Regions from separate parts of the Homo sapiens genome. Here region 1 is linked to region 2. Evidence: read pairs that join two places in POLR2A ChIA-PET (ENCODE). Cell type or tissue: B cell. All regions are shown on one strand. Links, peaks and the distances in the headings refer to the core of each region. The heading gives the core; the rest is flanking DNA.

Region 1 (16,800 bases), core at 4,301-12,300, 450 kb before region 2:
ACGATGACTACATCTTTATTTCCTTTGTCCACAGGGTTGATAGGCACTCCCAAAAGGGAGACCTGGCTACAGCTCCGAGCTGAGCTGGAAGCTCTCACAGACCTCTGGCTGACCCACTCCCTGAAGGCACTAAACCTCATCAACTCCCGGCAAGTGGCAGCCCTCATTTTCCTCTGTGCCACTGAACTTTCTCGCAGTAGACAGTGGTGGCTCCTGCATGTCCACACTTGGGAGAATTGGACTCCTCAAACTCTCACTTGTACACTTTCCAAATATTTTTTTTTTTTGATATGGAGTCTCACTCTGTCGCCCAGGCTGGAGTGCAGTAGCGTGATCTCGGCTCATCACAACCTCTCCCTCCCAGGTTCAAGCAATTCTCCGGCCTCAGCCTCCTGAGTAGCTGGGATTGCAGGTGTGCACCACCACACCTAGCTAATTTTTGTATTTAGTAGAGATGGGGTTTCACCATGTTGGCCAGGCTTGTCTCGAACTCCTGACCTCAGGTGATCCACCCGCCTCGGCCTCCCAAAGTACTGGGATTGCAGGTGTGAGCCACCACTCCCAGCCCAAATATTTAATAAAGCTTAAGTGCACAAGGCTCAGTGGATACCTTGGAGCATAGCTGAGCTAATAGCGGCAGAGACTTTTCAGGGCCCAACAGGTTTCCAGGTTTCTGGATTCTCCCAAAAGATGAGAACTGGCATGCAGGCTCCAGCTTACTCTATTCCCCACCTCTCCCTCTTGTCCTACACTTGTTCCATATCACTCATTTACATTACCCGCAACTATTTAAGTGTATGGCCCTTGCAATAAACATTTGCTTTTTATATAAGAAAAGTATTCCCCCCATACTACATTTCACTATGTCAGGCAGCTTCAGGCTTAAAAGAGAGGAACAGCCTGAGAATCCTTGGGCCCTAACATACCTGAAGATGACAGCCATAGCCTCCAAGCCTACCAGATTTCCCGCCAACTGCAGGCTCATGCAGCAAGAGGAGGCCTGGCCTTGTGGTCCCTCTGAGTTCTGATCCACAGTCTCCTTTGTCCTTAGGCCCAACTGTGTCAATGTGCTGGTCACCACCACTCAACTAATTCCTGCCCTGGCCAAAGTCCTGCTATATGGCCTGGGGTCTGTGTTTCCTATTGAGAACATCTACAGTGCAACCAAGACAGGTAGGGAGAAGCCACACCTCGGCGGGGATACAGGGTTGGAGGGTGGGGTTAGCTTTCCATCCTGGGAATGGGGTGTTTAAGGAACATGACACCACAGAAATGGATGGAGTGTGCCTATGGCCATGACTCAGATTCCCAAAACAGCCCCCATAGACCACATGCCTTAACCTCTGCTTCTAAAGAAATTGGTTAGGACCACAGTTTTCCAAAGTGTCTGTATGAGTTCAGATACAGGCAAAGCTGCTGTAACAAACACACCCCAAATGCAAGGGCTTGCAAAAGAGTCAAAGCTGATTTCTCCCTAGTAGAACAGACAGAGGTGAGTGATCCAGGCTGGTGGGGTGACCCTGTCCTCAGAGACATCCAGAAACCCAGGTCTCTCCCGTTTTATTTTTCCACCATTTCTTATGGTTTTATTCTCATGTATGGGGTCAAATCAGAGTCCTAGCCCATCCTCATTCTAGCAGGTCTGGTATTTGAAGGCCAAGCTCAGAAGGCTATGTACATTACATTCTACTCACTTCCTGTTAGCCCCAGCTTAGTCACGTGGCCACAAGTAGCTGCCAGGGAAGCTGGGAAATGTAGTCCATAGCTGAGTGATTCATACTGTCACTCAATCTGGAATGCAGTGGCGAGATCATAGCTCACTACAGCCTCAAACTCCCAGCCTCAAGCAATCCTTCCACCTCAGCCCCCAAAGTACTGGGACTACAGGCATGAGCCACCGTGCCAAAATATTTTTAATTAGAAACCTTTTCCATTGTTTTTTCTCTAGAGCAAAAAATAAAAAAAATAAATAATTTATAGTACTTTGGCAGCATTTTCTTGGAGCAATTTTGGTTTTACTGAAGTTCTACGTCCAAACATTATATGAAAGTGCCTTTTGATTTTAAAATTATAGTAGTAGGGGCCAAAATGGTTGTTGAAGATTTTTCAACAAGATCCTGTCTTTTCATTTTTCCCATTTTTCCTGCATACCTCAAGTACCTTTGCAGGTTTATTTCGAATCTCTTTTTTAAATAATATTTTTATTTTTAATTGTGGTAAAATTAAATAATGTAAAATTTTCACCATCTTAACCTTTTTTCTTTTTTTTAAGATGGAGTTTCTCTCTTGTTGCCCAGGCTGGAGGGCAGTGGTGCAATCTCGGCTCACTACAACCTCCGCCTCCTGGGTTCAAGCAGTTCTCCTGCCTCAGCCTCCTGAGTAGCAAAGACTACAGGCGTGCACCACTACACCGAGCTAATTTTGTATTTTTAGTAGAGACGGGGTTTCACCTTGTTGGCCAGGCTAGTCTTGAACTCCTGACCTCAGGTGATCCATCTGCCTCGGCCTCCCAAAATGCTGGGATTACAGGCATGAACCACCGCACCTGGCCATGCACTATACGCTTAAAAATGGTTAAGATGGGTCAGGCGCGGTGGCTCACGCCTGTAATCCCAGCACTTTGGGAGGACGAGGCAGGTGGACTGCCTGAAGTCAGGCAGTTCAAGACCAGCCTGACCGACATAGTGAAAACTCATCTGTACTAAAAATAAAAAAATTAGCAGGGCATGGTGGCGGGTACCTGTAATCCCAGGTACTTGGAAGGCTGAGGTAGGAGAGTCGCTTGAACCCAGGAGGCAGAGGTTGCAGTGAGCCGAGACCAGGCCATTGCACTCCAGCCTGGGCAACAAGAACGAGACTCCGTCTAAAAAAAAAAAAAAAAGGTTAAGATGGCTGGGTGCAGTGGCTCACGCCTGTAATCCCAGTACTTTGAGACACTGAGGTGAGCAGATCACTTGAGGCCAGGAGTTCGAGACCAGCCTGGCCAACATGGTGAAGCCCCATCTCTACTAAAAAATACAAAAATTAGCCAGGTGTGGTGATGCGTGCCTACAGTCCCAGTTACTCAGGAGGCCGAGGCAGGAGAATGGCTTGAACCCAGAAAGTGGAGGTTTCAGTGAGCCGAGATGGCACCACTGCACTCCAGCCTGGGTGACAGAGCAAGACTGTGTCTCGAAACAAAAGTGTCCAGCGCAGTGGCATCAAGTGCATTCAAATGGTTGTGCATCCATTGCCACTTCTACATCGGACAGCTGCAGAGACTTGGGAGCCTGCTCTAACCCCTGCGCTGCCTCCTCCTGCTGTGTTGCCCTGGGCAAGCTACTGACCCTCGCTGTGTTTCCGGCTGTCATCATCCTTCATGTGGGGATGATAACAGGGCTCACCTCAGAAGTTTGCTCAAGAACGAAATGATGAATACCGGGCCTTTGGGAGCACAGCTGCAGGCACCAAGCTCTTAATGAGCGGGTATTGGCTGCAATCCGGGGTCCTCACAGAGCGTTTTTTCTTTCCTTCCTGTGTGCGTGCAGGGAAGGAGAGCTGCTTCGAGAGGATAATGCAGAGATTCGGCAGAAAAGCTGTCTACGTGGTGATCGGTGATGGTGTGGAAGAGGAGCAAGGAGCGAAAAAGGTACTTCTTCCACCTCTCAGACTGCGTTTTCCTGCTCTTTCGAGCACCCCTCGTGGTCTTCAAGGGCTCCTTCCATGATTTCCTCCACTCCCCGTGGCTGGCTGGGTCCTCCTTCCCAGGCTCCTTGCTTGCCAGTCCATTCCATTTGCAAATTGCAGAAGCATCCTGAGTAATTTCCTTCTACAAATCCCCCTCTCTGCCTCTGGCTGCTGCCCCTGGTAGCCCTGGATTGTTTCTGGGACAACTGTTCGGGAGCCTAGAGACGCTCCGGCAGGGCAGGCTGGTGGGGGGCCAGTGCACGTGCATGTGTTTTATTTAATACTTACTGATCATATGTTCCAGCAACCCTTCCCAGTTAATAAAGACAGCATTAAGCTAATGAAAAAGAAAATCCTGCATTTGTGATCTCGGGCCCGTGAGGAGAGGGCAGGGGGTTCTGGTGGCCACATCTCTGTTCTTGGAAAAGAAACAGCTGCCAAAGTCCTGGGTCTGGATCTGTCAACAGCGCCCCAGAGAGGCTGCCACCCCCAACCCGGAGGCCTGGGAAGTGGATTGTTAATGTCACAGACCTTAATTAGGGGGACCTGGTTTCCCCCATCTCTGCCTGGCAGCAAATCCCAAGGAAATGCAAAAATGTTCAGGGTCTCAGCAGATGAAACCCAGAAGAAGAGGGAAGCCCTAGGGTCCTGGGAGAGGGCCCCGGGAGAGAGGAGCTTGGAAGGCTTTGCAGGCACTGTTCCCTCCACCTGGAAGGCTCCTCCCCTTTCCTGGGAGATGTAGTCTCTATTATCCGCCGCCATGAGCCCCGCTAAGAAATGGGAGCTGCTTCTGAGAGAGAAGGGGAGAAGTGATATTGAGGGGCAGCTGCCAGGGTCAGTCGCACTGGTGTGTGGCCAGGCTGTGGCTGGCATCTTGAGTTGCTGACCTAACCCCATGCCCTTCACCACCGTAACTTTATTGCTAACATCATCATTGTACTCAATCCTCCAAAAACTCCTACAAAGTGGGTATCATTGCATCCCTTTTTTTTTTTTTTTTTTTTTAGAGATAGGGTCTCACTCTGGCACCTAGGCTGGAGTGCAGTGGCACAATCTCAGCTTACTGCAGCCTCTACCTACTGGACTCAAGCGATCTTCCCACTTCCACCTCTAAGTAGCTGGAGCTATGGACAGGCACCACCATACCTGGTTAATTTTTTGTATTTTTTTTTTTATAGAGATGGGGTTTTGCCATGTTGCCTGGGCTGGCCTCAAACTCGTAAACTCAAACAATCTGCCCACCTTGGCCTCCCAGAAAGCTGGGATTAGAGGCATGTGCCCGGCCACACCCCATTTTATAGATGACAGAATTTGAGACTCAGAAAGGTTAATTAATTTGCCTAGGGTCACACATCTAGCACATGCAAACCTACCTGTGTCATGCTCCAAACGCCTGGCAGGGAGGAGACGGACTTACGAGTTTCAAACACGGTTGGTTTTCACCCCTGAGCTAGTCAGGCAAGAGTAGAGTCAGCCAAAGAAGACTAGGTACACACCCACCACACACAGAACTCCCATAAAAGTCCCAGTGTCTGAGGCAGAAGCCTCAGAACGTTAGTGAGAAACAGTGTCCACCAGCAGCTCTCTCAGCCTGACAAATGGAAGTCATTAGCCCAGGCCACCGGAAATCTGAGCGGTGTAAAATATGGCCGCAGGACCAGGGGCCTTGACTGTTTCCGCTGACAGTGTTGTTAATATCTCCATTTTAGTGGGTGATTTGTCTCCACCTCTTCACGAGTGATGAATCCACTGGCACTCTGGAACCTTTAAGCCTGGGGTAAAGGCGGCTAGAACATTCTCTTTCTTCCACCTTTGCTCATTCTCTCCCAGAAAAATGAATCACACTCTTTTTTTTTTTTTTTTTTTTTTTTTTTTTTTTTTTTTTTTTTGAGACAGAATCTCACTGTGTCGCCCAGGCTGGAGTGCAGTAGCATGATCTCGGCTCACTGCAACCTCCACCTCCCAGGTTCAAGCGATTCTTGTGCCTCAGCCTCCTGAGTAGCTGGGATTACAGGCATGAGCCACCACATGTGGCTAATTTTTTGTAATTTTAATAGAGACGGGGTTTTGCCATGTTGGCCAGGCTGGTCTCGAACTCCTGACCTCAGGTGATCCGACCACCTCAGCCTCCCAAAGTACTGGGATTAGAGGTGTGAGCCACCACACTCAGCCAAATTACACTCTTTAAAGAGGGCAGGATTGGCCAGGTGGCAACCAGAATCTATCTTTGCAAAGAAAGGAGGGCTTGGCCGGGATGAGGGCAGGGTGGGAATGCTAGGGCAGTGAGAAGGCGTTGAAGAGATGAGAGCTGTTCCCATAGGAGATGGTTTTCTGCTTCCCTTGAGCTGAGAATTGTTTAGAAACTACAGAACAAAGAGAAAAGGATACATTCAGAGGACTTTGCTTGAGAAACTTACCTTCTTTTTTTCCCTCTCTCTCTTCCTCTTTTCATTCCTTCTACGAATATTTCTTGAGCACCTACTATGTGTCAAGAGCCATGCGGTGCAGCAATGAGCATTGCATTCCAAGCTCAACCTTCCTGGGGCCTTTGCACTTGCTGTGTCTTCTACCTGCCCCCACGTTCCCCCACATCTTTGCCAGGGCCTGCTTAAATGACACTCCCTGGAGAGGCCTTTCCTGACCCAGCTCTCAAAAGTAGACACACAAAGCTGCTTTCTACCCTATCTCATTCTGTTTCCTTCCTAGCACTTACCAGGAGATGAACTTATCTTGTTTATTTCTTATCTGTGGGTTTATCTGAGCCTCCAATGAAAGCCCCATAAGTGTTTGTGACCTGTACAGAAGGCCCCACTGGGGTCTGCCCCTGGCATCTTTATAGATCTTCCTTTGCTCACTGAGGGATTCTCAATCTGGGATGCCCTTCCCTTCAGTGACCTGCTAACTATGAAGCACTTATTCTTTTTTTTTTTTTTTTTTTTTTTTTTTTGAGATGAAGTTTCACTCTTGTTGCCCAGGTTGGAGTGCAGTGGCATGATCTCAACTCACTGCATCCTCTGCCTCCTGTGTTCAAGTGATTCTCCTGCCCCAGCCTCCCAAGTAGCTGGGATTACAGGTGGCCACCACCACGCCCAGCTGATTCTTGTATTTTAGTAGAGATGGGGTTTCACCATGTTGGCCAGGCTGGTCTCAAATTCCTGATTTCAGGTAGTCCACCCGCCTTGGCCTCCCAAAGTCCTAGGATTACAGGCGTGAGCCACCACGCCCGGCCTCCTCATTCGTTCTTCAAGGTCTGGGTCTCATGCGCTTCTTGTCCCCTGAGACACCCCCATCCCATTCACTTCTACCAAAAAAGAGGCTGCTTCCTCTGGCTGGCTCCCATGACATTTTATTTACACCTGCCTTAATGATTTCTTTACATTCTTCCTAAGGTAGTCTTATTTATTATCTTTTAAACTACTGAGAAACGCCAGCATTCTTTCTTCCATATACATGCACATATATATACAATTTGTCCTGCATCCTTCCTTTTTCCTATTTACCTAGATATGTCCCTAGCTACTCAGGAGGCTGAGTCAGGAAAATCAGTTGAGCCCAAGAGATCAAGGCTGCAGTGAGCCATGATCTGCATTCCAGCATGGACAACAAACTGAGACTCCATCTCTAAAATTAAAAAAAAAAATTAATGAAACGAAATTCAGCTGGGCACAATGGCTCATGCCTGTAATCCCAACACTTTGGGAGGCTGAGGTGGGTGGATCGCTTGAGCCCAGTAGTTTGAGACCAGCCTGGTCACCATGGTGAAACCCTATCTCTACAAAAAATACAAAAATTAGCCAGATGTGGTGGCATGCATCTGTTGTCCCAGCTACCCGGGAGGCTAAGGTAGGAGGATCGCTTGAGCCTGGGAGGTTGAGGCTGCAGTGAGCAGAGATCATGTCACTGCACTCTAGCCTGTCTCAAAAGAAAGAAAGAAAGAAAAAAAAAACTCCACATCATGACAATAACTTGAAGCAGGTACCACCTGCTGCAAAGAAAAGGAAAAGATAAAAACGAAAGCTATAAAGAAAACAGATTAGTGTCATCTGACCTGGCTAGCTACAGTGGCCTGCTGAAGACTCTCCAAGACCAGCTCTGTTTGTTCACAGTGGAGACTGTCAATGCTGGGGAGGGGTTCCAGCACCGAGCTGTGACTTTCTTCTTGAAGTAACAGGATTCAGAGCACTGCAGCCTCCAATTCCCGGCCTCAAGCAATCCTCCCGCCTCAGCCTCCCAAAGTGCTGGGATTACAAACGTGGGCCACAGTGCCCAGGCAAGAACAAATTTTTAAAAAGGAATCGCTTTCCCATTGTGCAATTTAACACCATGTCAGTGCACCGCCTAAGACCACGCTGGTACCAACAGAGGCGAGAGGGTCAAACAGCGAACACGCTGGGCAGTGCTGGATAAGCCCGTCAGAGCAGGCTCTGAATAGAAATGGTTGGCCATACTGGTGGGTACTGGCCAGATGTGGGTCTGCCAGCAACATCAAGTGCCCCATAGTTTGGGAAGTCCCCACGTGCTAGACTTAACTGGGTTGACTTCTCACATGCCCTCTAACCACAGGCGTGGAACCCGGGGGCAGGGGCGGGGCCATAACCTTGTGGCTGGTGTTCTGTGTTTCAGCACAACATGCCTTTCTGGCGGATATCCTGCCACGCAGACCTGGAGGCACTGAGGCACGCCCTGGAGCTGGAGTATTTATAGCAGGATCAGCAGCATCTCCACCTGCCATCTCACCCTCAGACCCCCTCGCCTTCCCCACCTCCCCACCGAGAACTCCAGAGACCCAGATGTTGGACACCAGGAAGGGGCCCCACAGCCGAGACGACGTGTCCAGTGACCATCTCAGAAGCCGTCCATCAGTCCAAATGGGGGTTCTGAGAAGGAAAGTACCCAACATTGGCTTCGGAGTATTTGACTTTGGGGAAAAGGGCTGGCTCGGAGTCTAGACTCTTCTGTAAGACTCACAGAACAAAAGCAAGGAATTGCTGATTTGGGGGGTGCCTGGTGATGAGGAGGGGATGGGTTTGTCTTGTCTTCTTTTTAATTTATGGACTAGTCTCATTACTCCGGAATTATGCTCTTGTACCTGTGTGGCTGGGTTTCTTAGTCGTTGGTTTGGTTTGGTTTTTTGAACTGGTATGTGGGGTGGTTCACAGTTCTAATGTAAGCACTCTATTCTCCAAGTTGTGCTTTGTGGGGACAATCATTCTTTGAACATTAGAGAGGAAGGCAGTTCAAGCTGTTGAAAAGACTATTGCTTATTTTTGTTTTTAAAGACCTACTTGACGTCATGTGGACAGTGCACGTGCCTTACGCTACATCTTGTTTTCTAGGAAGAGGGGGATGCTGGGAAGGAATGGGTGCTTTGTGATGGATAAAAGGCATTAAATAAAACCACGTTTACATTTTGAAGTGGGGTAGGATGTGGTTACTTTATTACCACTCTTGAGGCTTCCAAATGTGTTGTCCTTTTTAAAGACTTTATCAGTTGCAGAAGAATAGAATCCAACTCACACTGGCTTAAGCCAAGAAAAATGGGGTGGGGGGAGGGAGGAAGGAGAAGAGGGAGAAAAGGAGGGAGGCAGAAAGGGAGGGGAAGAAGGACAAAGGGACAAGTGTCTCCAGGAACTTTAGGTGGTATCTGTCTGGATCCGGGTGGTCAAATGAATTTCTCTCATGTGGCCGTAATTCTCAGGCAGGCTGTTCCCTGTGTGGCAAAGACGGCTCTACGAGTCCTTCAGCAAAACCACACAGACAGAAAGAGACCACATTCTTCACCGTGGTGCAGCGAAAGCCTCAGGACTGTAACTCGTTGGCCAAATCTGAGGCTTAGGCAACTCACGGAGCTGGATTTAGGGTTGGATCCTGTCACGAACAGCAAGTTGAACAAGCTGATCCTCCAAGGGAAAGAAAATCAGTGAGCTGTTATTCAAAGAATTGGGGGAATTGAGGGTCGGGCTGGAAAATGCAACTGACTTCCGTTCTAATGGTAGGACTTCATTTCCCAGTGGATGGGACATGAGTGAAGGATCCAGTTTAAGGGGCAAGGAGGGAAATCTGGAGAAGTTCTGAAGACATCTGGAGCACTGCCACTACCCATAGTGGACCAGGCAGGACCTGGGTCTATCTGATTGGATGCTAAGCAGGAATATAGGCTCCTTCCTTATTAATGCTGGTAAAATCGTGGATTATCAGTCAGCTGACCCATGTCATGGGAGATGGAGATCTCTGCCACTGGAGTCTCAGAGCTAGAATCTCTGATGATTAGAAAACTGTCACCGGCCAGGCATGGTGGTGTATGCCTGTAATCCCAACACTTTAGGAGGCCAAGGCATGTGGGTCGCTTGAGCCCAGGAGTTTGAGACCAACCTGGGCAACATGGTGAAACCCCGTCTTTACAAAAAATACAAAAATTAGCTAGGCATATAGCATGCGCCTGTAGTCACAACTACTCAGGAGGCAGAGGTGGGAAGAGCTCTTGAGCCCAGGAGGTTGAGGCTGCAGTGAGCCAGGTTCACACTGCTGCACTCCAGCCTGGGTGACAGAGCAAGACCCTGTCTCAAAAAAAAAAAAAAAAAAAAGGCATCACTAAGGGTCAGATAGACTCCCTTACTAGACCCTGAGCTTCTCAGGGGGTAGGTACTGTTGGTTTCATCTCTATATCCACAGAATCAAGCACAGAGCCTGACACAAAATAGAATCCCATTATAGATGGCATAGAATGAAGGATGGAAATATGAATGGAACCACAGCCAGATGGATGATAATATGGGTGAATGGCCATTTGGACAAATGGATAAAATGGAGTGTTAAACAGTTGAGTACGTGGGTAGATGAATGGTTGGTTAGGTGATTAGATGATTAATTGGAAGGTGGGTGGGTAATTGGGTGACTGGAAGATGGATAGATGAATAAATGGATACCTACTTGGGATGACTAGATGGATAGTTGGATAAATCATGGGTATATGGACGAACAGATAGATTATTGGATAGATGACCAGATCGATAACCAAGTAGTTGTGTGGTGACATGAATGAATAGATGGTGGTTTGGATGAGTGAATGGCTGGGTGGTTTTACGGAAATATGGATAGATGGTTAGGTGGGTGAGTTAGTGGATAAATGAGTGGGTTGTTTGGACAGGTAGATGGATGGAATGATTGATGGTTGTTGGTGGTTGATAATAATATTATGATGGATATGTGGACAGTTTAATGGGCAGGTGGATGGAAAGTTAAATGGAAATGAAGTGTGATGGTTAGATGGATAGAGAGTGGAATGGAAGTGAAGAATCTTTAGCATTGCCTAAAATACCTGAGTCAGCCTCACTAATATCTGTCAGCTTAGGTTTCTTCTAGAATGAGTGGAGGAGCTTTACTGGATAAGCTGACTTCTAGCTGGAGTGGATAATGAGACTAGAGTAGAGCCACCCAGTCACCAACCATCCACTGGTAGTCAGTGATGTGAATACTCCTGAATCCCCCTGACTCCCCATTCTTTAGCACCCTTGCCACACAGGAACCCACTTATAATCATGATCTACCCATCTCTCCCTTCCTGCTACCATCAAAACCTGCTGTCAGGGAAAATTCTGTTTAGGGTCCAACAAAGGGTAAATTACTTATTAAGAAAATTTTTTCTTTTAGTAGGATTTCATTAGAAACACAAGTAGAATTTCAGCCATGCACACAGGAGGTTTTGGGTGAAACAGATCTTCCCCTTGACCCTGAAATTAAACTACGTAGGTGATCAACTACTTTTTTGTTGTGATGAGTCAATGTCAAAGACTAGTTCTGACAAAAGTTAGCAGTCCACAGTCTTTAAGGTAAGTGTTTTAACTTGAATTCCTTCTGGATGACTCAGAGCTTCTGCTGAGTAAGGATAGTATTTTTCTCATCTCTGTATGCTCATTGCCCATCACAGAGCCTGGCACAGATATGCCACTTAATGAATGTTGGATGGGTGAATGAGTAGATAAGTGGTGGATGGATGGATGGATGGATGGATGGATGGATGGATGGATGGAGAGATGGGTGAATAGTAGATGGATGGATGGATGGATTAGTGGATGGTGGATGGATGGAGGGATGGGTGAATGAGTGGATGCATGGATGGATGTAGATGGATGGATGGATAGATGGATAGGTGAATGAGTGGATGGATGGATGATAGGTGGACAGATGGGTGGTTAGGTGGATAGATGGATAGATGGATGACTGGGATTTCATGGTCCCAGGCTTCTAGACTTCACTGTTTCCCCAGCGGTGTCTTGCTGCTCTCCAGAACATTCTTAGAAGTAGAGTAACAGGACTATTCAAGACACACATACAAAAGCTTTTGGACTCTCAGAAGTCCAACCTTGACTCCAGAACTTCCTGAGCAGCCCAGCAGAAGGATAGAGACCCACAAAAGTGCCCAGGTTGACCTCAAGGATGAAAGAATTTGCATATCCAAGGGATTTAGAAGTCAGAGAGCTACCATTTGGATTTTTTCCATTGCAAATGACAGAAACACTATCAAAATGGCTTAAACAAAACAGAATTCATCTGCTCACTTGACTAAAAGATTCAAGAATGAGTGACCTCAGACCCCTTCAAATGCAAAACTCAAGACCCATCTTTAAAATTCAATTTATTTCTCTGAATCCCTGGACTCTGTTTCCTCTCCTTTGGCTTCGTTTGTAGGCAACATCCACATTCTTAGAGTGGAAGCTGTGGAAGACGTAATCCAACAAAGATTTTCATGAGTAAAGCATTGCTTAATTTTTAAAAGATAACTGCCTAGGACAGATAATCAGGTTAAATGTATTATGTGAGTTAATGTCCTTTAAATATTTTGAGTTGTTTCTTCCTGAGTTACTTGCAGCCAAAAGCGCTCCAACTGATATAGCACATAATAAATAGCATTACTAGTTTTTTTTTTTTCTTTTTTTTCTTTTTTTTTTTTGAGACAGAGTCTTGCTCTGTCACCCATGCTGGAGTGCAGTGGTGTGATCTCGGCTCACTGCAAGCTCTGCCTCCCGGGTTCGTGCCATTCTCCTGCCTCAGCCTCCTGAGTAGCTGGGACTACAGGTGCCTGCCACCACGCCCGGCTAATTTTTTTGTATTTTTTAGTAGAGACAGGGTTTCACCGTGTTAGCCAGGATGGTCTTGATCTCCTGACCTCGTGATCCACCCGCCTCAGCCTCCCAAAGTGCTGGGATTACAGATGTGAGCCACCGTGCCCAGCCTTTTTTTTTTTTTTTTTTTTTTTTTTGAGACAGTCTTGCTCTGTCACCCAGGCTGGAGTGCGATGGCATGATCTCGGCTCACTACAATGTCCACCTCCCAGGTTCAAGCGATTCTCCTGCCTCAGCCTCCTGAGTAGCTGGGATTACAGGCGCATGCCACCATGCCCAGCTAATTTTGTATTTTTAGTAGCGACAGAGTTTCACCATGTTAGCCAGGCTGGTCTCGAACTCCCAACCTCAGGTGATCTGCCCACCTCAGCCTTCCAAAGTGCTGGAATTACAGGCATGAGCCACAGCACCTGGCCAACACTTTATATTTTTTAAAATGCAACTGGTTCTTGTTTTTTGGTTGGTGGTGGTTTTTGGTGTTTGGTTTTGTTTTGGTTTGGTTTTGGGGGATTTTTGTGTGTGTGCGTTTTCTGGTTTTGATTGTTTTTTAGACAGGGTCTCACTCTTGTTACCCAGGCTGGAGTGCAGTGGCACAGTCATAGCTCACTGTAACCTCAAACTCCTGGGCTTAAGCGATCTCCCCACCTTAACTTCTGGAGTAGCTGGGATTACAGGCATGAGCCACCACACCCAGCTAATTTGGTTTTAAAACTTATAAAAAAATACTCAGGCCAGACATGATGGCTCACACCTGTAATCCCAGACCTTTGTGGGGGCCAAGGTGGGAGGATGGCTTGAGGCCAGGCGTTCCATACCAGACTGCAACATAGTGAGACCCCATCTCTACAAAAAACAAAAATAAAAAAATTAGCCAGGCCTGGTGGTACACGCCTGTAGTGCACGCTACTCAGGAGGCTGACGCAGGAGGCTCACTTAAGCCCAGCAGTTCAGGCTGCAGTGATTTATGATTATGCCACTGCACTCCAGCCTGGATGACAGAGTGAGACCCTGTCTCTAAAAATAAAAATAAAATATAAAAAAATGTCAGTGCAGTGGCTTACACCTATAATCCCAACACATTGGGAGCCGGAGGCAGAAGGATCACTTGAGCTCGGGAGTTCAAGATCAGCCTGGGCAACATAGTGAGACCCTGTCTCCACAAATAATTTAAAAAATTAGCCAGGTGTGACAGCATGCACTTATAGCCCAAGCTACCAGGGAGGCTGAGGTGGGAGAATCACTTGAGCCCAGGAGGTCAAGGCTGCAGTGAGCTGTGATCATGCCACTGCACACCAGCCTGGGTGACAAAGCGAGACCCTGTCTCAAAAAAAGAAAAGAAAAAAGTTCAACCTCACCTATAACAAGAGAAATGCAAATACGTTCATTGTCCACATTAGTTGGACAAAAATCTGAGAGTTTCATGACTCACGGTACTGATGAAGCTCATATATTGAAAACGATGAATGGATTACCTATAAGAGCACCTTTTTTTAAATTTTTTTAATTTTTTATTTTTGTAGAAACAGGGTCTCACTATGTTGCCCAGGCTGGTCTCAAACCCCTGGCCTCAAGTGATCTTCCCGCCTCAGCCTCCCAAAGTGCCGGGATTACAGGCATGTGCCATCTTGCCTGGCCCTATAGGAGCATCGTAAAGGTCAGATGTCAGTTTTGGAGACTTCTCTGTCAATAACCTGTGGCCCTCAGGAGCTTGTTTCCAGCCTTGGTTTCCCCCAAACAGCATCACTAGCCCTTTCTCTGTGTGCCCCACAGCATTGGGTAAAGGCTGTGGCCATGTGGGATGTAGCAAGAAAGACCCTTCTCTGAGGCCCCATTGTCCAACACAAGGTGGTCTCAGTGGTCTGAGAGCCAGGGACCCCTGGGAAAATCCTGTTAACAAGTTTCAAAGAGGCTGGAATATATCCACTCATCCATGCTCCTACAGCTCACCCATTCACAATTTTCAGTGTGATGAAGGCACTCTCCCACCTGTCACTCATATGTCTGATTTCATCAGCCTCCTGTAAGCAGCTGCATTCCTTAATTTCTTTTGAGACCAAGTCTCACTCTGTTGCCCAGGCTGGAGTGCAGTGGCATGATCTCAGCTCACTGCAACTTCTGCCTCCCGGGTTCAAGTGATTCTCATGCCTCAAGCCTCCCAAGTAGCTGGGACTACAGGTGTGAGCTACCACGCTCAGCTAATTTTCATATTTTTAGTAGAGATGGGGTTTCACTATGTTGGCCAGGGTAGTCTCGAACTCCTGACCTCAGGTGATCCACCCGCCTCAGCCTCCCAAAGTGCTGGGATTACAGGTGTGAGCCACCGCACCCGGCCCCTTCATTTCTTTTGTATCCTTTTAAAGTTTCTTTATGGAAATATGACAATATATTTCTTATTTCTTCTTCATTGTTACACAAAGGGTGGCATGTGCCATTGGCTTTTTTTCACTTAGCGATGTGTTTTGGAAATAGATCCGGGTTATGCACAGGTCTGTTATTTACCAGGTGCTCGTTTCAACTTCTGGATGCAGAGGTGAAAATGAGCAGATGAGGTCCCGACCGTCACAAAGTGCAGGGAACCGGACTGAAAGCGGCCCTATTGACACTGGGAGGTAGCCTTTGCCGCCAGTCAGCTGGGTCCCACAAGAAAAAAGGTTTTCGCCAGCCAGGAGCAGGGAACCAGCACACACCCCAGGTACAGGCTTCATTCAGGCTTGAGCCACAATCTGTGTCCCCTTCCAAGATCTGCCTTGAGGTCAGCAGGAGAGGAGGGGTCGTATGAGCCTCCGCAGGGAGGGGAAGGTGGCTCTTGGAGGCCTACTTTAGCCAACTTCAAGAAGACCTGTTGAAAGGGGTCCCAAGAAGAACTTCTTGACAGAGATGGCAGTATCTCTCCAGGGAACATTCAGGGGCCATAAAGGGGTCTTGGTGCTTGCCCAGGAGGTAAAATATTGAGGATCTTTTTGCTGGCTGAGATTTTAACTTTTAGGGCACACAGCATGGTACTGTTAGCTCAAAGAAGGAGGCTGCTTTCTTCCCCAGTACAGAGTCACTTCAGACAGTGCCTGGAGTCCGGAAGCAAGCATTGGGCTGATGCAGTGCAGACTCCCCCGAAAAGCATTTGCTGTGGACTCGCTGGTCACCTCTAAGGAGGTGACACTTGAACTCAGACCAGTACAACAAGAAAGGCCAGGGACAGCATTCCAGGGAGAGGTGCAGGAAATACACGGTTCCAGGCAGGACAAAGGAAGGAAAGGAAGCCGGTGTGGCTGGAGGCCAAGGCCAAGGTCAGAGGGTGCGAGCATGATAGGGCGCAAGGGCAAGGCCCGGCCAGATGTCGTGGGACCCTATTCATTTTGGATTTTAAATTGTATTCTAAATCCAGTGACAAGATATCAGAAGGTTTTAAGCAGGGTGCTTAAAACCAATCAGGTTTTAAACAGGAGGGTGCTGTGATATGATTGATATTCTCAAAATCACCCTGGCTGCCATGGAAAGAATGGCTAGAAGGGGCAGGATGAAGCGTCTGGGCAAGGGATTCCTTCATACATTTTAAATTTTTTTTATTTTATAATTAATATAAAGTCTATTGCACAAATCTCAAATCTCAAGTATTTTTACGTATGATTATGCTGGGATAATTACAGCACCCAGATCAAGATGGAAAACGTTTCCAGGCAAAAGGCTGGCTCCCTCGCACCCCTGCCCAGTCTATATCCGCATTCCATGACTGTTCCGGTTCCTGTCGCTAAGGTAGTTTGGCCAGATCTAGAACTTCATATAAATGGACTCAGAGCGTAATCTTTGGTGCCTGGCTTCTTTGACTCAGAATGTTTTTGAGGTGTACCCATGTTGTGGCACGGACCTGTGGTTCATTCTGGCAAGAGGAGAATTCGCGTTAAAAACGATGGACCATTTTTCCCTAATATTTTGAGCCCCATGATGCAAGCTCAGCGCCCGAGAAGCTGTGCTCATCTGCAACCACCAGGGGGCAGTGCGGCCCCACAGCTGACCC
Region 2 (8,000 bases), core at 1-8,000:
TAGCTCAAGTCAAGAGAAAGACCCTAAAATTAAGACAGAGACAAGTGAAGAGGTAATTTGTTTTCTGTATATTTCAGCTCATATTTCATCATTTTTCGGTGTTAGATAATGTGATATAAAAATTCTTCCATTTTAGGTTTATTTAAAGAAAGTTAAATCTTTAGCTCTCATTTCTTTATAATTATTTTGGATGTCAGTAAAATTATGATGTAATTTAGAAATAACAGATGTGTATGTTTTAAGATGTGACTATAACTCTTTAGTAGCCAATATGAAATTTTTTCATGGAGGTGTTTATTGCTGGAATGGGCAGATTGGGTCATTAAGAGAATGGTAGAAGTAATCAGGAAAAAAAAAACTTGTATTAAGCAGCATAATTTTTATTTTAAGGTAAAATCAAGTTTCATGCACAAGATGACATTCTGTATAAGCATTTCCCAAACTTATAGGATATATTAATATGCACTTGAGAAAATGAAAGGCTTAAAGTTAGGATGTGGGCTTAACCTACTGTTCACCAAATTTATTGACCGAAGCCCTTTTTAGAGCATGCCTATGAACATCCCAGCTTGCTCCTTTTATTATTAATCACACTTATTTTCAGAAGGTTTGTGTAGATGCAGATATCTGTTAGCTAATTATCAATGCACTGCTAGTGACTGTTACCTGCAAAATATTCTACAGTTTGAGAATTAAATGTCTTGTGTAAATTTAAAAAATGCCCCTTTGAAAGGACCAAATGTAGTGATTTAATCTCAGAGGAGGAAGATTAGAGATGGGGGTCATAATAAACTGGCCTTTCAGGTGGGTATTATCATTGTAGGTAGTTTTTGTATTTTACTTGCTTCTATTTCATGTATCATTTTTTCTGATGGGTATGTTTATACCTGTGTGTCTGGTAATGTATACAGGTTAATTTTTAAAACTTTATTTTCAGGGATCTGGAGACTTGGATAATCTAGATGCTATTCTTGGTGATCTGACTAGTTCTGACTTTTACAATAATTCCATATCCTCAAATGGTAGTCATCTGGGGACTAAGCAACAGGTGTTTCAAGGAACTAATTCTCTGGGTAAGAATGAACTAGGTTTTTTTTTTTTTTGCTGCCTTTGAAACTTTTCTGCATACCTGTAAACACTCTTACACTAAGACCAGGATATAAATAGCATTTATAACTTCAGAACATATATTCTGCCTCTGTTTTCTATACTAATTTATATGTGCTTTAGAAAGCTTTTTGAACATTTTCCTGTTTTTTAAAAATTAAATAAATTTCCCACTTCTAACTAATATGCCAGTAATCATGGCACTTATAGAAAAATATTCATGTTTGATTATTCCAGGTGAGTACTGTAGGTACTAGGGCATATATTTTTCTTAGCCACAGAGAACTGGATTAAAAAGCAACTCAGACTCTAGATTAAAACCTGTCCATTGGTGTTTTAACAGAATCTTGTCATTTAATTAAGATAGTTTTCTTTGGTGTTTGCTGGTTCTTATCTAGCCCCTCTCCTGTTGCTGTGTGTTGACTTCATCAATTTAACAAAGGTAGGCCGGGCATGGTGGCTCACACCTGTGGTCCCAGCTACTCGGGAGGCTAAGGCATGAGAATCGCTTGAACCTGGGAGGCGAAGGTTGCAGTGAGCCAAGATTGCGCCACTGCACTCCAGCCTGGGTGACAGAGTGAGACTCCGTCTCAAACAAACAGACAGAAAAACAAAGATATATTGTGTGTGTCAATTGAAAAGGCAGCATGCACAATTATTCAGAATGGTCATTATTCAGTAGCATTATTTCCTAAACTAGAATGGATAGATCAATTAAGAGTGGGGGGGAAAAAAAGAAGGTTAGAAGGGGATTTTACATTTTATTTCTTTTCGATCAGAAGGCAACTTATCTGGTTAAGTTGATTGTTAAAATTATAAACAGTATACTTAAGTACAAATATGCAAGAACCTTCAGGAGCTTGGAACATTTGTGAATTTTTCAATATTAAGTGAAGCGCAGAGTATCAGTGACCATATCAGGCTACAGAAAAGTTCTCAGTACTTCAGCCGACATGGAGATTGTTGTTTCTACTTTATTTGGAATATGAGACCCTTTTTTGGCTGGCAGGGGGGCGGGGGGTGGCGGTGGTGGGTGAGGGCCACTTCCCTCACTTATTTTGTAAAGGAAGACAGTGTTTGTTTTTGTAAGAAAGACATTCTTGGGTGGGGAGTGGTGGTATTTGTGTTTTGTACTTGATTATTTATATATTAAATCACGAAGAAATGTTTTTGTATTGTGTTTTCAACAGGTTTGAAAAGTTCACAGTCTGTGCAGTCTATTCGTCCTCCATATAACCGAGCAGTGTCTCTGGATAGCCCTGTTTCTGTTGGCTCAAGTCCTCCAGTAAAAAATATCAGTGCTTTCCCCATGTTACCAAAGCAACCCATGTTGGGTGGGAATCCAAGAATGATGGATAGTCAGGAAAATTATGGCTCAAGTATGGGTACGTTATTTCTAATTAGTATGTATGATTATTTTGGGAAAAGCATATTTAAAATACTTAAAGCCATCTAAATAATTGGGAGTAAATAATAACTTTTTGAATAACGTTAGTATGTTTCTTCCATGAATATCCTTCATTTATTCTATGTTTTGGTTATGTAAACTCTTCAAGAGTCTTTTGGTCTATGACATTTTCCAGCCTGTTGAATATATGAGAATAGTGGCCTATGTCTCCACAGTTGGCCAGCCCTTTTCTTACCATGACAAAGTGCTGTTTTGTCAAGGTTGATGTTGTGTATAATGGCTGTACTTACATGGTATAAGAAGGATTTCATTATAATATGGAAAAGACCTAAGTATGGCTACCTGTTTTAGGTGGGCCAAACCGAAATGTGACTGTGACTCAGACTCCTTCCTCAGGAGACTGGGGCTTACCAAACTCAAAGGCCGGCAGAATGGAACCTATGAATTCAAACTCCATGGGAAGACCAGGAGGAGATTATAATACTTCTTTACCCAGACCTGCACTGGGTGGCTCTATTCCCACATTGCCTCTTCGGTCTAATAGCATACCAGGTGCGAGACCAGTATTGCAACAGCAGCAGCAGATGCTTCAAATGAGTAAGTGTCCACCCTCCCCTCTTCATGAAAAAAGAAAGTTAGATGTTTCAGGATAATTTTTGCTCTTATTTGAGAATTTGTGCTTTCTTTTTGCTCCCCCAGGGCCTGGTGAAATCCCCATGGGAATGGGGGCTAATCCCTATGGCCAAGCAGCAGCATCTAACCAACTGGGTTCCTGGCCCGATGGCATGTTGTCCATGGAACAAGTTTCTCATGGCACTCAAAATAGGTGGGGTGTTATTTTGTGACTCTGTAGAAAATCTCAGCATTGGGTAGTTTAGAAAAGAGTTGGAGCACAGAAGCAAACGTGAAAGAGAATGAGAATTCCCTATAATTGAGGTACTGGGTTGCCAGCTGGGCATTTCTCGTGTAACTCTGTGTAAAAATGAGGCTGAAGCAGTAAGCAGTGCGTGTGGCATTCACAGGAGAGGGAGGAGATACAACCATGTTGTCCAGCCATTAGGGCCATTCAGTGGCCAAACCTCTGAGAGCCTCTCTGTGAGATGATTGTCTCTCTAGTCCCATGAGGAGGGGAAAAAAGATAAGTACATGTTTCTAGTGGTTTTATAAATGTTCTTCAGAGGGTTAGCCTCAGTTTTCCAGAAAATTAAACTTTTTTAAAAAAACTTTTCTTTTCCCCCAACCACCTGCTGCCTATTGAGAAAATTCTTTTAAGGATTGGCTAATTGTTTTCTAAAATTATTTTAAACATTTCAGTGATGATAGTGAAATAACTATATAGCATCTTTAAAATTTTTCATAAAATAAAGATTGTAGGCCCGGTGTGGTGGCTCACGCCTGTAATCCCAGCACTTTGGGAGGCCGAGGCGGGCAGATCACAAGGTCAGGAGATCGAGACTATCCTGGCTAACAAGGTGAAACCCCTGTCTCTACTAAAAAAAAAAAAAAAAAAAAATTAGCCGGGTGTGGTGGTGTGTGCCTGTAGTCCCAGCTACTCAGGAGGCTGAGGAAGGAGAATGGCGTGAACCCGGGTGGCGGAGCTTGCAGTGAGCTGAGATTATGCCACTGCACCCCAGCCTGGGCAACAGAGTGAGACTCCGTCTCTAAAAAAAAAAAAAATTGTAGATTGTATTTAATTTTTATTTAGCTTAGTAATTTACTTGCATGCAAGAGGCCATGGTCAATGTCAGCTCTAACAGGAATTCTACAGTAAGTTAAGCAAGGAAAATAAAAATGAACTGATCTATTGAGCAGACAGTGATGTAACTATATGAATTTATTTGAGTGCTTCTCTACTCTATATGAATTTATTTGAATGCTTCTCTACTCAATAGAGAGCAAATAGTTTCAAGTTAACAGAACTTTTCTGAGGCAGGATAAATGTTTAACTTCATGCCCTTGTATGTGTTGGAGAACTGAGGCAACTTGCTGTGGGTGTATGGGGTTTGTGTTACACTTGCCAATATGAGCTCTGTGGGCCAAGTGTGACAAAGTCATTTTGGTATTTCTCCAGACTCACGTCAGTGATAGCTCAACATTTCTTTTTTTTTTTTTTTTTTTTTGAGACGGAATCTGGCTCTGTCGCCCAGGCTGGAGTGCAGTGGTGCAATCTCGGCTCAAGGATCTCCTGGGCTCAAGCAATCTGCCCACCTCTACCTCCCAAAGTTCTGGGATTACAGGTGTCAGCCACCACGCCTGGCTCCCTTCTTTTTTTTTTTTTTTTTTTTTTTTTTTTGAGACAAAGTCTTGCTCTCTCTCCCAGCCTGGAGTGCAGTGGCGCAATCTCGGATCACTGCAAGCTCCGCCTCCTGGGTTCATGCCATTCCCGCCTCAGCCTCCCGACTAGCTGGGGCTACAGGCGCTCACCACCACGCCTGGCTGATTTTTTGTATTTTTAGTAGAGACGGGGTTTCACCATTCACAGGATGGTCTCGATCTCCTGACCTCGTGATCCGCCCGCCTCGGCCTCCCAAAGTGCTGGGATTACAGGCTTGAGCCACTGCGCCTGGCCATAGCTCAACATTTGTATCCTTCCTTTTATTCTTTTGATTTCTCTAATTTTCAAGTATTATAATTATTACCTCCTTCACTGTTTTTGTGAGGAGTATCTTCTCCCATCCTTCCCTACCCTCCCCCTGGCCCCCATTTCTGCTATACCCCAAATGCCTAGGGTTTGGCAATTACAATTTGGTGTTGGGATTGGGGGTTTAAGCTGTATATGGTGGTCTAAAGTGGCCTGGTGAAATTTCTAAATTGTGGGCCTTAAACTTAAATTGATGCCATTCACTCTTTTTTACCACTTGGTTTATTATTTGTGTTTGTAGCATTTGAGTTACTGTTCATTAAAAATACTATGCATGGTTGCTGTGATCTATTACTCTTAGAAAAAAAAAAAGCACCATTGACATTGATTGCAAGTCTTTTTCTAGGCCTCTTCTTAGGAATTCCCTGGATGATCTTGTTGGGCCACCTTCCAACCTGGAAGGCCAGAGTGACGAAAGAGCATTATTGGACCAGCTGCACACTCTTCTCAGCAACACAGATGCCACAGGCCTGGAAGAAATTGACAGAGCTTTGGGCATTCCTGAACTTGTCAATCAGGTAGGTTGCATTAACATGGAAGTAGGAGAGTGTATATTTGTGTGTGTGCGCGCGTACACATTCATGAAGCCACATACAAGAATGCCTGTGTGTGTCTCTCCTAGTACTTGTGTTATATCACTACATTCATGGATACCAGCATTAAATTTGGAAAATATCCTTTTTTGGTCTCAATTCGTATGTTAAAATAGAAAATATACTTACGATTGCGATATTACTTTCAACAACCCACTATTTTTGGCAATTGTAGAAATGATTTAGTTAAGCTACTGTACTGTTCTTAAAAATGTGACCTTTTATTCATGTTAACAGTTCTCATTTTTATAACTATCTTTCTCTACTACTTAGCCAAGCCGTGTGTATTCTGAGGCAAGCTTTTTTTTTGCTTGTTTGTTTAAACAAAACTTGTTTACAATGGCCAAGCTGAACATCCTAACATCATGGTGTCCTGTTCCTGTTTACATACCCCGCCTTATGAAAACATGCCATTCACAAATCTGTATTTCTGAAAGACACATTCTGTAGTGACTGTTTTTTCTTTTTTGAATCGGAGTCTCGCTCTGTCAACCAGGCTGGAGTGCAGTGGCACAATTTCATCTCACTGCAACCTCCACCTCCAGGGTTCAAGTGATTCTCCTGCCTTAGCCTCGCGAGTAGCTGTGATTACAGGCACCCGCCACCACGCCCGGGTAATTTCTTTTGTATTTTTAGTAGAGATGAGATTTTGCCATGTTGGCCAGGCTGGTCTCAAACTTCTGACCTCAAGTGATCCACTCGCCTTGGCCTCCCAAAGTGCTGGGATTACAGGCGTGAGCCACCGTGCCCAGCCATGACTGTTTTTATTTAAAGGCTATGGAGGGGCCACTGTATAGGTTTGTGCGTTCAACAGTAAGCAGGAAAGATCATCAGGGGCTGTCAGTTGTTGTTGGGGAAATAGATGTGTACATATGGAAGTACACTGCCATGTGGCAAATGCTGTCACAGTGCAGATGGGAAACGCTGAGCAGTCCTTGTGTACACCTTCAGGGATACCAGTGACATAGAACCTTGGCACTGAGGAGCCATATTTTATACTCCAACAGAAGTATAGAAGTTCTTTTTTATTTCTTTACTTGTTCAGGCACACTAAATAACCCATCAATTCCTTCCTTCCCTCCTGTAGTTCTCTCTGTTTTACTGTGTCCTTGTGAGGCAAGTCTAGAAATTAATAATTGTCACTATTCCCCTGTGTTGGACTCCTAGTATCCTGAATCTCAAATCGCTTTCTGTCTTGATTTACTCCTTTGTTTTGCTGCAACACAACTTCTATTAACTTCTTCATCCCTACTGCATGAAATAAAATGTTTTGGGTTCTATGTGTCTGAAAATATCTTTATTCCACCCTCCTACATGTCTGGCTATGTATTACATTCTAGGTTTAAAATAATTATATACTTTTGAAAGATTTCTGCCATAGTTTTCTGGCATCTAGTGTGGCCACTGAGTTGTATTTCTTTCTGATTTTGATTCATTTGCATGTGACCCGTTTATTCTCTTTGGAATGATTTAGGAACTTTTTCTCTCCGAAATTTTATGATGCTGTATCTTGGTATGGGTCTTTTTTCATTCATTCTGCTGTGTACTAGATACACTGATATTCCCTTTGGTTTAGGGGTGTTTTCTTGTATAATTTCTTTATTAACCTTATCTCTCCTGTGTTTTTTTTTCTGACCTACTTTTCTGGGATTTCTGTTGACATGTTGGGCATTAAATTCGTTCTATTTTTTTTTTTTTGAGACGGAGTCTCGCTCTGTCGCCCAGGCTGGAGTGCAGTGGCGTGATCTTGGCTCACTGCAAGCTCCACCTCCTGGGTTCAAGCCATTCTCCTGCCTCAGCCTCCCGAGTAGCTGGGACTACAGGTGCCCGCCACCACACCTGGCTAATTTTTTGTATTTTTAGTAGAGACGGGGTTTCACCGTGTTAGCGAGGATGGTCTCGATCCCCTGACCTCATGATCCACCCACCTCAGCCTCCCAAAGTGGGATTACAGGCTGGGATTACAGGCGTGAGCCACCGCGCCTGGCCCTTCATTCTATATTTTGAAGTCTTCTCTATTTTTCTTGTCTTTGATTTGCTTGAGTCACGTTCAAGCTTGGAAAGTGTTGGACGCTTTTATCAAGTATCTGGTGATCCCTGACTGTTCTTATATGTTAAGAGTGAGACATTAAGAAGCTGATTTGACACTTTGCAAGTGTGAGCAGCATCAGTTGTCTTTACTGAGGGTAATTAAGTGGGGAACTAGCCCTAGCCCTTTTATTTCAGGACTCCCCAAATTTTTATTTATTTA

The links. ChIA-PET counts read pairs that join two places held together with the same protein. Peaks named below come from ENCODE experiments on the same cell type or tissue, not always from the same donor. Only the 100,000 strongest peaks of a DNase experiment are listed, where the experiment ranks them.
Region 1: POLR2A ChIA-PET joins it to region 2 with 7 read pairs; 3 of 35 experiments call an interaction of 5 or more read pairs at or near these places.

Annotation. Positions count from the first base shown.
Region 1 is chr20:47,179,764-47,196,563 of GRCh38, forward strand. It overlaps EYA2 (EYA transcriptional coactivator and phosphatase 2), which reads left to right. Exons shown (of 16, transcript NM_005244.5): 13 at 35-149; 14 at 1,052-1,173; 15 at 3,528-3,628; 16 at 8,290-9,081. The coding sequence ends at 8,370. Among named protein-coding and RNA genes, the nearest start is that of MIR3616, 21 kb to the left of the region's middle. RefSeq lists an enhancer at 1,578-1,872. In B cell, for the core only: no CTCF peak of the experiment used is centred there; no DNase peak of the experiment used is centred there; H3K27me3 peaks cover 1,047 bases.
Region 2 is chr20:47,636,711-47,644,710 of GRCh38, forward strand. It overlaps NCOA3 (nuclear receptor coactivator 3), which reads left to right. Exons shown (of 23, transcript NM_181659.3): 12 at 1-52; 13 at 938-1,073; 14 at 2,298-2,492; 15 at 2,867-3,112; 16 at 3,215-3,341; 17 at 5,503-5,674. Among named protein-coding and RNA genes, the nearest start is that of NCOA3, 140 kb to the left of the region's middle. In B cell, for the core only: no CTCF peak of the experiment used is centred there; no DNase peak of the experiment used is centred there; H3K27ac peaks cover 299 bases.